Regions from separate parts of the Homo sapiens genome. Here region 2 is linked to region 1. A link is an interaction called in ENCODE POLR2A ChIA-PET data of the cell type or tissue named here. Cell type or tissue: GM12878. All regions are shown on one strand.

Region 1 (8,000 bases):
GATTTTTTTGTAGTGGTATGCTTTTATTCCTTTATCTTTTGTGCATCTAATACAGATTTTTTCTTTGTGATGATCATGAGTCTTACATAAAACATCTTATAACAGTATTTTAAACTTATAACAACTTAATTTTAATTACATATGAAAACTCTAAACTTTTATTCACCCCATTTTATGTTATTGATTTCACTACTGACATCTTTTTATAATATGTAATCATTAACAAGTTATTGAAGCTATATTTTTTAAAACTTCTGTCTTTTTAACCTTAACACTAGACTAAAAATGATTTCTGCACCATCATTACAGTATTATTGTACTGTGAATTTACTCTATATTTACTTTGACCAGTGAATAACAGCTTGCTGGATGCAATATACTTGGTTGGTGATTGTTTTCCTTTGACACTTTGAATATATCATTCCATTCTCTCCTGCCTGCAAGGTTTCTCCTGAGAAATGTTCTGATAATGTTATGCAGCTTCCTTTGTAAGTGATGAGATGAGCAGCTTTTCTCTTGCTGATTTCAAAATTCTCTGACTTTGATTTTTGACAATTTGATTAAGATGTGACTCAATGAAGATCTCTTTATGCTCAACCTATTTGGAGTTCTTTGGGTTTCATGTAGCCACATGTTCATTTCCTGCTCCAGATCTGGGAAGTTTTGTGTCATCATTTCTTTCTTTCTTTCTTTCTTTCTTTTTTTTTTTGAGATGAAGTTTCATTGTTGTTGCCCAGGCTGGAGTGCAATTATGTGATCCTGGCTCATTGCAACCTCTGCCTCCCAGGTTCAAGTGATTCTCCTGTCTCAGCCTCCTGAGTAGCTGGGATTACAGGCATGCACCACCATGCCTGGGTAATTTTTTGTATTTAATACAGACAGGGTTTCACCATGTTGGTCAGGCTGGTCTTGAACTCCTGGCCTCAGGTGATCCACCCTGCTCAGCCTCTCAAAGTGCTGGGATTACAGGTGTGCACCACCACACCCGGTCATCATCATTTCTTTAAATAACCTTCTAGCCTTTTTCTTTTTCTCTGATCCTTCTGAGATTTCCATGATATGCTTATTGGTCTGCTTGACAGTGTCCCATAAGTCCTATATGCTTTCTTCACTCTTTTCATTATTATTGTTATTATCTTTGTTCCTCTGACTGGGTAATTTCAAATGATCTGTCTTAGTGTTTGCTGGTTCTTTCTTCTACTTGACTGATTCTTCTATTGAAGCTCTCTATTCTTTTTTTCACTTTAGACATTGTATTCTTTGGCTCCAGAATTTGTTTGGCTCTTTTTTTGTGGTTTCTCTGTCTCTATTGAACTTCCGATTTTCTTTTCATGTATTGTTTTCCTGATTTTGTCTAGTGTTCTGCACTCTCTCATAGTTCACTGAGCTTTAGGATGGCTATTTTGATTTACTTATCATGGAATTTATAAATCTCCCTTTCTTTGGGGTTAGTCCACTGGAGCTTTATTTTGTTACTTTGGTGCTGCTATATTTCCTTGATTCTTTGTGCTCCTTGTAGACTTGTGTTACTCTTGTTGCATTTGAAGAAGTAATCGTCTTCTCTACTCTTTACTGACTGGCTTCAAGAGAGAAAGACCTTCACCAGCAAGCCCAGCTAGAGATTCTGGGAGTCTCTCAGACTTTTTCTGGATGTATCAATTTTACTCTTCTTGTTCTCTATAAGAGGAGAAATTTTAGGGGTTGTGTGCTGTCTCTGGATTCTGCAACACCAGGTCTGGTGCTATGAGGCTCCCATTTATTTTTCCTAGGGCAATGTTCAAGGTTATTCAAATCAGCAGGGTTGAGCTGTCTGCTAAGATCCACACCTTCTGTTGAGATATGTGTGCTATGAATGGGATTTTATGTGGGCTATGCACAGGGTACTGTCCATGGGGAGGGCATGTGGGGTCCTGGAGGCATGTGTCAGCTGATTATGATGGTCCTCAGGTGAGTCATTCTGCGGGCAAACCTCTTGGTGGAATGTGAAAGCTGATTAATAGGATTTATGTCTAGCCTTTTCAGTGCGTCCACTCTTGGATTTTGTGTTCCCCTGGAGTGCTGAAATATCAGTTAGACTCTGTGATTCCCACAAAGATATACTCATCCATGGGTAGTTACCAAAATTGGTGTTTTGGCGGGGCATGACATCTAGAATCTCCTAATCCATCATCTTGCTGACATCCCTCCCTGTTTTCATTGTTGTTATTTTATTTAATTAATTAATTTTTTTTTGAGATGGAGTTTCACTCTTGTTGCCGAAACTGGAGTGCAAGAGCACAATCTCGGCTCACTGCAACCCCCACCTCCTGGGTTCAAGTGATTCTACTGCCTCAGCCTTCCCGAGTAGCTGGGATTACAGGTGCGTGCCACCACACCTGGCTAATTTTTTGTATTTTTAGTAGAAACAGGGTTTCACCATGTTAGCCAGACTGGTCTTGAACTCCTGACCTCAGGTGATCTGCCCGCCTTGGCCTCTCAAAGTGCTGGGATTACAGGTATGAGCCACCGTGCCCAGCCTTCGTTGTTCTTATTATTATTATAAGATGTCCATTTATCTTCATGTATAGCTGATAATGCTCCAGTTTTTATTCTCATGGTGATTCATATGGGAAAAGTTAGTTTGTATGATTATTTAGGAGTCATCGTTCCTTCATTTTAGACAGTTTTGCTTACTTTTTAGGAAAAAAAAACAAAATTTGATCTAACCTAAATGTGAATTATGATTCAGAAGAGTGGAAGGCATTATCATTTCTGTGGCTTCAAATACCAATGTTGCTTGTTTATCTGTGTTGCTAAGGTTGACTTTTGTTGCTCTCCCTCATGTATTGGGATTAACCACACTGACTGAATGGGGATTCTTATGGTTTGAATTCTGTCCCCTCTAAAAATATTGAAGTCCTAACTCCCAGTACCTGTAAATTTGACCTTATTTGGAAACAGGGTCTTTGTAGATGATCAAGTTATGGTGAAGATTGCATCTTTATAACAAAGAGAAGTTTGGACATGGAGATACATGCGCACAGAAAGAATGTCATGTGTAAATTGGAGTTAGGCTCCCCAAATCCAAGGAACTCCCAGAAGCTAGGAGACAGACCTGGAACCATCCTTCTAAGGTTGATGCCTTTGGGGTGAACATCCTGCTGACACCCTAATCTCAGGTTTCAGGCCTCCAGAACTGTGAAACAATAAATTTCTGTTGTTTGAGCCACTCGGTTTGTGGTACTTCGTTAAAGCTGACCTAGAAAACTAATAAAGGGCTATTATATAGGAATCCATACTTTTCATGGTTGCCCCATTAGCACTCTATATTAAAAGTTCTATATTAGGAGAGTTTGAGGGAGCACAAACTGTCAAAACCACACCTAGGAGAAGTTTATTTCAGAAACAGAAATTAAAGAGTCACTCAAGCTGGTAAATGTACTGAGTCTTTAGGCCCATTATACTAATCTGTCTCTGATGTGCCTGGCCCATGGGAGTTACTTGTAACTTATGAGATGCAAAACCCTGTTGGGCTCATATGTGACTGGGAAGTGCCCATCATTCATTCATTTCTATTTTATTAGATCTTAGGATATTTAATGTGCCAGTATTCAGAGTAATAAAGATAGAGCTGTGAGTAAAAGTCTGCCAGGAAATTGGTAATGAAAATACTTTTGTGGGTGACACAGCAATTTCACCCACTCACATTTAACTGAAAAGTTCTCTTCATAGAGACCAGATAACCCAAGCTGTGCTGTGCTGTTTGACACGTACATATTTCCCCTTTCATCATAATTACTCTGCTGGCCAGTGTGTGGGTACTGTTTTTTTTCCCCTTGAGGAGCAAGTTTTTTTTTTTAAGAGAGGAGGAAGAAAGACAGGAAAGTTGTTTGCTTGAGTGTAGAAATGCCATCGTGAAGTAAGACATTTTAAAAAATTCTCTTATTTCTGGCATGCTGCGTAGTTGTAATTCCACAGTATATAGATTACTTTAACATAGCTAGAAGCAGCTTGATTACATTTTATATCGGGGTAAAAATGCCCCTGGCTATTGGTATACAGCTGGGAAGGAATTTTATGGCTGAACTGAAGCAAATCTGAAAAGTGAGGAGGCCTGACTAAACCCTCTTTCATCATGCCACTAAAATCACTGTTTAGTGTTAGTTTCTGAACCAAGGTATGAGTCACAAATTTAAAAAGCCTCAAGAATATGTGCTTGCAAAATAATGTGTACCACTTTCCTTTACTGGAAAAAATTAGCTGATATACATTTAAGACTTATAAATGAGATATAAAGTCAAATAGTAGTGCATGCCTGCTATGTCTAAGGACTTTGCTGGGCCCTGTAAGAAACACAAGGAAGGGTAAGTTAGGTGTCTAATCTGAAGAATCTGAATGCCTATCCAAGAAGTCAGGTCAAATATAGTTAAAATGTTAACAGGAGACTGAGTAGTATATAATCTGAGTCAAATGGATGATATAGCAGACAGTAAATGCAATAGGAATTCAAAAGAAGGAAAGGTCACATTAACTCAATCAGTTATTCATTCGTTCTTTTGATCAGCAAATATTTATTGAGTATGTATTATATGTCATGTACTGGCCTGAGTGAAACAATTTAATATGCACATGGCATCCAGTATGAATGCGGCAGTCTAAGTTCTTGATTACAGTCACACCTGTGATCTGACCTTCTCATCTGACCTCTACTTTAACCCCATTTTACAGATGAGAAAATCAAGACTTAGCACTCAAAAAAACAAGCTAACTAATTCAAATGAGTATTTGAGTTAAACCTGATGGTTTGAGTAACAGTTTTCAGAGATGACTCAGAGGTATGAGGTCTGGGTGCTTGAGAGGCCTATGAACCAAAATAGTCATCGAGTGAGTGTGTGTTTAGGGGAGATGAGAAATTTTATTTTAAATATATTGAGTTAAAAGCAATGGTGGGATGTCTATGCGAACCAACCACTTCGTCTTTGGAGATGTGGGCCTGCATCTTTGATAGCTAAAGATTTGGGTGGCATACATATAGAAATGATAATTGAAGTATTAATAGTCAATGAGTTTTCCAGAAGAAGTAGTATGAATATTTGAGAGAGGGGGCAAAGGTTCCAACCTTGTGAAAAGCCTGTGTTTGGGGAGGTGGGGAAGGATTGACAAAAGCAGTCATCAAAGTGACCAACAAGAAGGAATAGCTTCAGGAAATGCTGCCTCATCCCAGAGGTTGATAGCATTACTTCAAGATGAAACATGTTAAAAACTACAAGGAATGCAAGGAGAAAGAGGGCAAAACAGAAACAGAAAAAGGGCCTTTGAGGATAGCAACAATGCAGATTTGTGGTTCTTGGGAAGGTTCAGTGAAGAAGGAGGAGCCAAACCAGATTACTTTAAGAGATGGGAGCATAGAGAGGAATGAAAGTAGTGGATATAAACTATTCAACTGGGGGGAATTTAAAAAATTTAAGTGTGAAATCTTTCAACTGAAAAGTAATTATCCAATGTTGTTTTTCACTTTGTCCAAAGATTAGATTAATATTACCCTCCTAATGAAATGAAAGCAGCATTCTACTTTCCTGATTCCTTTAATTGCTCTTACTGCAATGTTGGCAGACTGCTTTAGGGAATTATCTGAAATCTGATTCCTATTAGATTCAGAATTTAGTCATCATCATGGTTCAGAGAGTAAGACATGGAAGAACAAAATCAACAAAGATCATGCCCTGTGCCAGATCAGAGAGAAGAGGAATACTGTGCTCTTTCATGGCAGGTCCAGTGCTTTTGGTAGTCTCCATTTATTCCCACTGCCCAGCAAGTCTCAGCACGTGGCAAATGCTTTACAATATTTATTTGATGTAATGTGGAAGTATTAATTGTGGAGATAATGATTTTACTGTGCATACTTCTTTTTGGACTCTTTAAACATGAATTACCTGGTGGCATCCAGGATCGAAGGCTTAAAGGCAGTGTTTAAACCAAAAGGCCATCACTAATAAGCTCACTACAAAAACAAAGACTACATGAATCTAATGGCTTTATGCTATTCTCCAATTTGCCACCTTTTTAAAGGTTTTTAGAGCTTAGATGTGGAAATTTTTCAGGTGAGTAGAGTTAAGATGATGCTGTAATGCATCAACATGACTTAAAGCAGATGAAACATTTTCTGTTACCCCTCTTAGAATGACCAAGTCATGTTTTATTTACAATTTACATTCACCTTTTCCTAAAGGGGTTTGATGTGCCATATAAAACTATATTAATGTAAAAGTTACAAGTAGGATTAGAAAGAAGAGTAGAGCAGCAAGCATCTGTAAGGGACAGAGAGAGGACATGTTTTTAGACTGTTAAAATAAAACCTTTTTTATAACAGGACATTGAGTTTGCCTCTTTGTGTTTCCTGGTAGCTCAGGCAAAGCTGAAATAGTTTGGATATAATTTTATTGTTGGTTAAAATAATCACAGGAACCAAGCTCTAGGAGGAATCTGTCATGCAGTTTCTTACATAGGTGGTTTGGAGGAACACAGCAGTCAGTGTTTTAAGCACAAAATCACGCAATACCCAGGTAAAATGTTGAACAAAGTACCTTTTATGTTGCCCTCTATAAAGTTTGAAGGTGTAACATTAAATTGAACCCCAGGGAAGATACTTCCACTGGAGCATGGGAGAGAGTAGTTGCCAGATAGTGAATTGCTTTTTTTAAAAAAACTGTTTATATACTTTTGTATTATGAAAGTAATTCAAGTAGATAAATCTATAAAGATAAAATAAAAAGAAATGCATTTATAATTTCAACATCACTTTGTCGAAATATTAGCAAACTAATATTTGCTTTGTTGCCACAATGAATAAATGCATGTGTCTAAACATATGAATATAAATTTACATATGGTATACAGATGTATATTATGAATGAGAACATATAGTGCATATAAGCATTTGGAATTGAGATATATCTATGTCTATATATCTATATGGATATATGATTTTGTATTAGTCTTCCATTTAATAAAAAATCATGCCCATTTCCTCATGAAAACTATTTTAATGGTTAATAATTCTTTATGCAAATAATTTATAATTCATTGAACTCTCAGTTGTTGGGAAATTTGTGTTTTATTTTATTAAGGATATTATCGCTGTGATATTTGTTGCAAATACATTCATAGTTTATGATTTGCCTTTTAATTTAATCTTTGGTATTAGAAACTTTCATTTTTATTTAGTCAATCTTTTCCATTGTAATTTTGTTTCTGCTTTTTTTCCATAAAGTCTTCCTCGTCTGGTTCATTTTTCAACTTTGAAAAGCTGAAATTTAGCTAGGCAATGATTATGCCTACTAAAACCTAGACTTAGGCAAGTTATGATTTTTAACAAGAAAAATATAATATTCCCAGGCAGAAGAATGTAATTTTAAGTAGTGAAGAGAAAAAAATATGACCGAAATGATAAAGTCCCAAGTCTTACTAGGAAGACTTTTCCCTTTACGTTTTCTTCTTTGCTATAGTTTGAAATGTCTTCCCCACTCCAAAGTGGTATGAATGTGTTTCTAAATTTTCTTCTAGTTCTTTTATACTTTCACCTCTTACACTTAAATTTTATTCATTTGGATTATTTAACTTGGTATATGTGAATACATCTAAATTATTTTATTTCAAAATGAACCTGAATCTCAGCACCATTTTTAACAAATCACCCTTTCCCACTGATGTGAAATGTTATTTGCTAATGTTCTGTTACACTCTATTTCTTAGGACTCCTGCCCAGTCCTAGCGTTTCTAACCAAAATTGTGTATAGCTTTCTCTTTACATCTTTGTCCTTTTAATTTTGTGAAATTTTGATATTGGGAATGGCTTTGCTTCACTAAATGTATTAAAAATAGCATTCCAAATGTTTTAGTACTCCAAAATGGCTTATAGATCGTAAGAAATATCTGTTCCTTGACAGTTGAAGGATCTTGCTTATAAAACTGTTGGATTCTATAGCATTCTTTGAAGGCAATTCTTCAAATTAAAACATAAT
Region 2 (8,000 bases), 130 kb after region 1:
TTTTTTTTCTTGTTGTTGTTTGTTTGTTTTGCTTTCCATTTGCTTGGTAAATATTCTTCCATCCCTTTATTTTGAGCCTATGTGTGTCTTTGCACATGAGATGGGTCTCCTGAATACAGCACACCAGTGGGTCTTGACTCTTTACACAGTTTGTCAGTCTGTGTCTTTTAATTGGGCCATTTAGCCCATTTACATTTAAGGTTAATATTGTTATGTGTGAATTTGATCCTATCATTATGATGCTAAGTGGTTATTTTGCCCATTAGTTGATGCAGTTTCTTCATGGTGTCAATGGCCTTTGCAATTTGGTACATTTTTGCAGTGACTGGTACCAGTTTTTCCTTTCCATGTTTAGTGCTTCCTTCAGGAGCTCTTGTAAGGCAGGCCTGGTGGTAATGAAATCCCTCAGCATTTGCTTGTCTGTAAAGGATTTTATTTTTCCTTCACTTATGAAACTTAATTTGGCTGGATATGAAATTCTGGGTTGAAAATTGTTTTCTTTTAGAATGTTGAATATTGGCCCCAACTCTCTTCTGGCTTGTAGGGTTTCTGCAGAGTGGTCAGCTGTTAGTCTGATGGGCTTCCCTTGGTGGGTAACCCGATCTTTCTCTCTGGCTGCCCTTAACATTTTTTCCTTCATTTCAACCTTGGTCAGTCTGATGATTATGTGTCTTGGGGTTGCTCTTCTCTAGGATTATCTTTGTGGTGTTCTCTGTGTTTCCTAAATTTGAATGTTGGCCTGTCTTGCTATGTTGGGAAGTTCTCCTGGATAATATCCTGAAGAGTGTTTTCCAACTTGGTTCCACTCTCCTCATCACTTTCAGGTACACCAATCAAACATAGGTTTGGTCTTTTCACATAGTCCCATATTTCTTGGAGGCTTTGTTCATTCATTTTCATTCTTTTTTTCTTTAATCTTGTCTTCATGCTTTATTTTGCTAAGTTGATCTTCAATCTCTGATATCCTTTCTTCCGCTTGATCAATTTGATTATTGATACTTGTATATGCTTCACGAAGTTCTCATGCTGTGTTTTTCAGCTTCATCAGGTCATTTATGTTCTTCTCTAAACTGGTTATTTTAGTTAGCAATTTGTCTAACCTTTTTTCAAGTTCTTAGCTTCCTTGCATTGGGTTAGAACATGTTCCCTTAGCTTGGAGGAGTTTGTTATTACCCCCTTCTGAAGAATACTTCTGTCAATTTGTCAAACTCATTCTCCACCCAGTTTTGTTTCCTTGCTGGCAAGGAGTTGTGATCCTTTGGAGGAAAAGAGGCATTCTGGTCTTCGGAATTTTCAGGCTTTTTGCGCTGGTTTTTCCTCATCTTTGTGAATTTATCTACCTTTGGTCTTTGATGCCAGTGACCTTTGGATGGAGTTTTTGTGTGGACATCCTTTTTGTTGATGTTGATGCTATTCCTTTCTGTTTGTTAGCTTTCCTTCTAACAGTCAGGCCCCTCTGCAGCAGGTCTGCTGGAGTTAGCTGGAGATCCACTCCAGACCCTGTTTGCCTGGGTATCACTAGTGGAGGCTGCAGAACAGCAAAGATTGCTGCCTGTTCCTTCCTCTGGAAGCTTCATTTCAGAGGGGCACCTGCCAGATGCCAGCCCGAGCTCTCCTGTATGACGTGTCTGTTGACCCCTGCTGGGAGGTGTCTCCGGGTCGGGAGGCACGGGGGTCGGGGACCCATTTGAGGAGGCAGTCTGTCCCTTAGCAGAGCTCCAGTTCTGTGCTGGGAGATCCACTGCTCTCTTTAGAGCCAGCAGGCAGGAATGTTTAAGTCTGCTGAAGCTGCACCCACAGTCACCCCTTCCCCCACGTGCTCTGTCCCAGGGAGATGGGAGTTTTATCTATAAGCCCCTTAATGGGGCTGCTGCCTTTCTTTCAGAGATACCCTGCCCAGGGAGGAGGAATCTAGAAAGGCATTCTGGCTACAGCAGCTTTGTGGTGCTGCAGTGGACCCCAGCCAGTATGAACTTCCTCGTGGTTTTGTTTACACTATGAGAGGAAAACTGCCTACTCAAGCCTCAGTAATGGCAGTCGTTCCTCCCTCCACCAGGCTCGAGCATCCCAGGTCAACTTCAGACTGCTGTGCTGGCAGCGAGAATTTCAAGCCAGTGGATCTTAGATTGCAGGGCTCCCTAGGGGTGGGATCCACTGAGCTAGACCACTTAGTTCCCTGGCTTCAGCCACCTTTCCAGGGGAGTGAACGGTTCTGTCTCGCTGGCATTCCAGGCGCCAGTGAGGTATGAAAAAAATCTCCTGCAGCTAGCTTGGTGTCTGCCCAAATGGCCGCCCAGTTTTGTGCTTGAAACCTAGGGCCCTGGTAGTGTAGGCAACCGAGGGAATCTCCTGGTCTGCGGGTTGCGAAGACCATGGAAAAGCTTAGTTTCTGGGCCAGAATGCACAGTTCCTCAAGGCACAGTTCCTCGCGGCTTCCCTTGACTAGGGGTGGGAGTTCCCTGACCCCTTGCACTTCCTGGGTGAGGGATGCCCCACCCTGTTTAGGATCGCCATCTGTGGGCTGTACCCATTGTTTAACCAGTCCCAATGAGAAGAGCTGGGTACCTCAGTTGGAAATGCAGAAATCACCTGCCTTCTGCATTGATCTTGCTGGGAGCTGCGTATCAGAGTTGTTTCTATTTGGCTATCTTGACAGCTACCCAAACTTATTTTTATAACAATTATTTTGTCAATGCTGAATTACCTAGTAATTAGCTTGACAATTTTTAAGAAAGTAATCCATTGGACCAAAAGAAACTCATGATATAACTAATGTCTTCGATTTTAATTACTCTTGAATATAAAAACAATAATAACAAAACAGCTTATGCTTAACAGGTTTGGTTATCTGCTCATTTTATTCAAAATGCTTAATTATCAATAGATGAATTTATATAAAGATACATAATTGAAAAAGAAATGAAGAACATATTCTTCATCAACACACAATTATATAGAAGTTATACAGAAACAGACGGGTAAAGTTATATCACAAACCGGGTGTTAAACGCATTACATAATTAAGAACGGGAAGTTAGAGAAAATGTGTGATCTCTTTGGAAGAACAGAATAAAGGACAAAAAACCCATTATAATGGAAAGCTGAAAAAAAAAAGAAACATAAATTAGGACTGAGATTGTAAATAGACTTGATGCTACCATCCTACAAGTCCACTTAAGCATCACTTGAGTATGTAGTCATGCTAAGAACAGTGTCAGGGATATTAGAGGTAAAAGGAGGTCCAGTTAAAGCTGTAAAGTGAAAACATCTGGACAATCAAGAAGAAAGAAACAGTTAACAACAAAAACCCTCAACAAAATAGCATATAAATACTAAATTGGACATTATTTTAAAAGATAAATAACATACCAGAAGAGAGATGAAGAAACTTTCAAAAACAAAATAAGAGGATAGAAGAATATTAAAAAGAATAGAAAGTTTAAAAAATACATAAAGGCAGAGCAAGAAATCTGGTATAAACTCATGCAAAATTATGGCTGTCCTAGAAACTGAAAATAATGTGTTAAAAAGAAGACAACCAAATCATATAAAATCATAATGATTGGCTGGTAACAATGTTTTCTTTTCCGCTACTCTGTGGTATGTGTCAGCTTTCAATAACTTTAAAGTGCTTTTTTCTTTACCCAAGTTGAAAATCATCAGGTAAATCTAGAAAAATTAGAATAAATAACTCTCTTCTTTTTCCAGAAAAGTCTTTGGCTTTATTTAGGATATTTTACCTCTGCCATTAGAAGGTGAAAATACAAATAACTAGTCCAAATGGAAAGTATTAATGGGAAGCTGAAAATTGTTTCAGTCAATCAACCAATCCATACTTACTAATTGAGCACTTAGTATGAGATCTGTGTTTGGGATGATAGAGATAACAAGTATGAGAATCTTTTATTTATAATTGAGGGTTTAAGAAATAATCACATTATTCAGTTCATAAAAAGTCATATTATATCTACATTAAATGCATTTGTTGATCTCTATCTAGTTATTATATAAGATGCAAAGATAAGTAAGGCAGCCTTACCACTATCAGCAAAACAAAGGTGGTTCCAATATTTGAACAGCTGATGCAGTTTATTGTTTGAATTAGAGATCTGCTTCTCTGTAGCTGTAAATTTATAGATACACTTCAGTTTCTTTATCTATAAAATGGAGATAATGCCTACTCTATAGAATATAGAAAATATACTGCTCAGTAAATATCCATGTGCTTCCTCACATTTCCCACCTCCTTTGCAGTTACATTTAGACATACAAGTAATTCTGGTCAGTGGGCTGTTAATAAAAGTGATGTGTGCCACTTCTAGTCCAAAGAATTTGAAAGCTGCGGTGCAATGTGTAGCTGTTTTGTATTGCAGTGATGTGAAATCTGAGGATGACTACCCTGGAAATTTACCTGACCCACACTGGATTAGAATAAACTTTTGTGTGTCAGAAATAAACTTTTGAGTTGTCAATTGTGTTGAATTTCTATTTGTCATAGATTTGTGGGGCCAGTGTTGACCAATGTACAGGGTTACTTTGAAGATCATATGAGATGATGCATGTAAACTTCTTAGTATAGTGTCTTGCACAGAGTAAGCAATCAATAAATGAAAGCCATCATTATTTACAGACTTTCCTAAATAGAATTAGTTATTAAAAGCTTTTTCTGTCCAGGCAAGGTGGCACATGCCTGTAAGCCAAGTTCTTTGGGAGACTCAGGTGGGAGGATCTCTTAAGGCTGGGAGTTGGAGCAGCCTAGGCAACATAGTGAGATCCTTGTTTCTACAAATAAGAAAAAGTATTAGCTCAGAGTGGTGACATATACTTGTAGTCCTTGCTATTTGGGAGGCTGAGGTGGAAGGATCACTTTATCTCAGGAATCTGGAATTACAGTGATCACATCACTGCACTTCAGCCTTGGCAACAGAGCAAGACCCTGTCTCAAAACGAAACAAAGGAAAAACAAAAACAAAAGTTCTTCTTCTTTTTTTTTTTTTTTGGTTATAAAATAAGTCAGTATGGGAAAGAAAACTCTAGAATATGTTGGCAGAAAATTTCCAAAGCTACTTCATGCTTTTACTTTCTCTAACTTTTTTTTCAAATTGAATACACTTAATCTTTTTGATAGGAGTGGCTACTCATTGAACTTGTACTTTTTGTAAACAAAGTATATGTTTTTGGTCAGAGATCTCTAAGGTTTTTATTTATGGATAATTCATTGCTCCAAACCAATGGTGAAAACTAGTGATCTTTCAAACATGGGAACACCCTATAATTTTCTTCTGGCATTGCAACAATTTGATGTTCATCTTTCTCTTTTCTGGCTGAACCTATATACACTTAAGTACAGGATCACATTAAGAAAATGCTCAGACCACATGTAAACAACCTGTGGCTAGACAATTCCTGAACCCTATGCAATGTCCAATTTTCAAAGGATGTAAGCTTCTGTGTTGTTTTCTCTACCATGTATTTTTCCACAAAAGTCCTACTTACTACTTTATCATGAACCGATGTATTTGGGCATAAGTCTAGACATGCTGTGATTTTAAAGAAGTAGATCATTTCCTGCCTACCCTATACTTTTGCCCTCTGGAGAGGGGATTTGGACATCTCCTGGGCCCTGAGACCCAGCTCTCTGGGTGTGTCTAGATAGAACTCCCAAATTAAAAAGATTCGGGGAAAAGATTTGGAAGGATATGAAGGAATTACAATAAGTTTGAATCATCTGCAGATGAAAATAAGATGACCATAGTAAGTCATGAAGAAAAGGGCAAGGAGAGTTGAATTAGGTTTATTCAATTGATGATCAGTTTTTATTTTTTATTAAGTAAAGCTGCCACTTTAAAGGAAATAAAAAATGTGAATGTATTTGATAAATCAGATGACTCCGTAACATTCAAGTGTGAGTTGGTGGAAAAACAAACCAAGAGTGTCTGTTCTTTTAGTCAGTGGATTTATAAACTAAATCAGGAAGCTGTTTCCCTCAGCTTTTCTCCCATTCCCTTTCCCTCAGTAGTGAAGATATGACTCATCAGGATTGATTATACAGCTGACTAAAACAACCAGGAGAAGGCATGATGAGTGGTGAGAGGTGGGGGTAAACAACTGTCATTTAAATACTGCAGAAACATCTCCGTCTATGGTTCCTATGCAGGAGATTTCTCCCAAGCATGTTTCAGAGCTTAGAGGTGGGCATAAGAGGCCACGTGGGATATTCTGTCAGGATGGGCAAGGCCTCAGTTGAGGGCCACAGCATGTCATCTGGATGGGTTCTGGCCACAGCACATAAGGCCAGAAATCTGAATGAAGAAAATGACAGTTGCTCTTATGGAAGGATGCGAGCACAAGGCTGGGAGGGGAATTAATGCAGTGGATGATGGCATCACGACACAGGCTGGCAGAATGGCTGAAACAAACAAGAGAAGCTTTAACAAAGATAAATACAAAAGATGCAGACAGAGTGTGAGAAAGAAAATAATAAAGTAAAATAAAAATTCTGATTGTAGGTTAGATTATTAATAAATATTCATATTATCAAACTGTGCATGAACTTCTAAAAATGGGTTGAAGTAGTTCAACATAGAACACAAAACCTTAGAAAGTCTAGAAAATGAATCTAAATGACTCATATTTTTAAAAAACTAAGAATAATATGCTACTTTTCACTAGTCAGATGTACAAAGATAAATCAAGTTTGATAGTAGGGTGTTGGCTCTGGGATGGGCAAAGAAACATTCGTAAATCCTATTTCTGTTGTTGTAAGCCCTTGATAGAGCAATTTGGAAATTGGTACCAAAATTTAAAATAAATATGCCCTTTAAACACAGCAATTTCTAGCTATAATTTCATATGTTCAAAGACACACACATAAAGATACACCAATTTACAATCTTTTGCAGCCTTTTTCGTTATTGCACAAACTGGACACTACTAATAGTGCCAATAAGGGACTGAATAAATTGTTTTATGTAATGTAATGGAAAACTTTGTAGTACATTAAAAATACATCTATATATGCTAATAGAATATGATAGAATATGAGATAATCTCCACATGTTGTTAAATGACAAAGCAGTTTGCCATTTAACATATATATAGTCTACATATAGTTTTCTCTAATACTGAAGGAAAGATAAAGGAAATTGAGTCTTCAGGAGGTAAACAGAAATGCATTGTTGGGAAAAGAAAGGGTGTTCCAAGCATCCAGAACAGAGTGTGCAATTAATGTAAGTGTAAACTAGTATGAATTTCCAGGAAATAGTGACTAGTCCACTTAAGATACATACCAAAGCACCTAGTTGCTAATTTTATATTGTTTTCTCCCTTGAATTCTGGTGCATGTGCCAGAGTAAATGTGTACAATATCCAAAAAATAAAACAATTCCTGGTTACCTAGAGTAACTACTAACATTGTTAGAAATGATTCAGACAAACATATTGATAGGGCCTGAACACATAGAGAACTCCTTAGCTTTCAGTAGTAGAATTCATCCACTCCTCCCAAGAGTAGAGATATGAAAGCTTTTAGTTAGAGCACGAAATCAACTTTAACTATCTCCTATAGTAACAAGGGAATCAACGCCAACCTTTTAAGTAAACAGGTACCTATGCTGTTTAAATATTTGCACCAATTGACAATGGAGGCAAATATTTACCTACATTCTGGTAAATATGGCAATTTAAGTTTCCTTCTATGAAATTTTGAGCTAATTCTGGGGACTTTTTTTGTTGTGTGTGTAACTTGTAGTTTTACACTATTATACTGTATTTATCCTAATTTGTAGATTCAAATTTATAATATATTTGCTTGGATGAGGTTTGTTTTAGAATCATAGTCTCAACTTCATAAGTGTTTTAGAATCATAGTCTCAACTTCATAACTGGTTAAGCTAGAAATGGTACCAGAGTTAATACTGGGTATCATACCATGAACTAAAGTGTAAAGTTGGCAAATACATTTTGTGTCCTGTTCATAAAGGATCCTATCTTAATGGGTC

What was found. Peaks named below come from ENCODE experiments on the same cell type or tissue, not always from the same donor. Only the 100,000 strongest peaks of a DNase experiment are listed, where the experiment ranks them.
Region 2: POLR2A ChIA-PET joins it to region 1 with 10 read pairs; 2 of 35 experiments call an interaction of 5 or more read pairs at or near these places.

Annotation. Positions count from the first base shown.
Region 1 is chr6:81,993,370-82,001,369 of GRCh38, reverse strand. The region is part of intron 3 of LINC02542 (long intergenic non-protein coding RNA 2542); the gene reads left to right. Among named protein-coding and RNA genes, the nearest start is that of LINC02542, 100 kb to the left of the region's middle. In GM12878, no CTCF peak of the experiment used is centred here; DNase peaks (open chromatin) are centred at 3,699 and 4,792.
Region 2 is chr6:81,863,956-81,871,955 of GRCh38, reverse strand. The region is part of intron 3 of LINC02542 (long intergenic non-protein coding RNA 2542); the gene reads left to right. Among named protein-coding and RNA genes, the nearest start is that of LINC01526, 54 kb to the right of the region's middle. In GM12878, no CTCF peak of the experiment used is centred here; no DNase peak of the experiment used is centred here.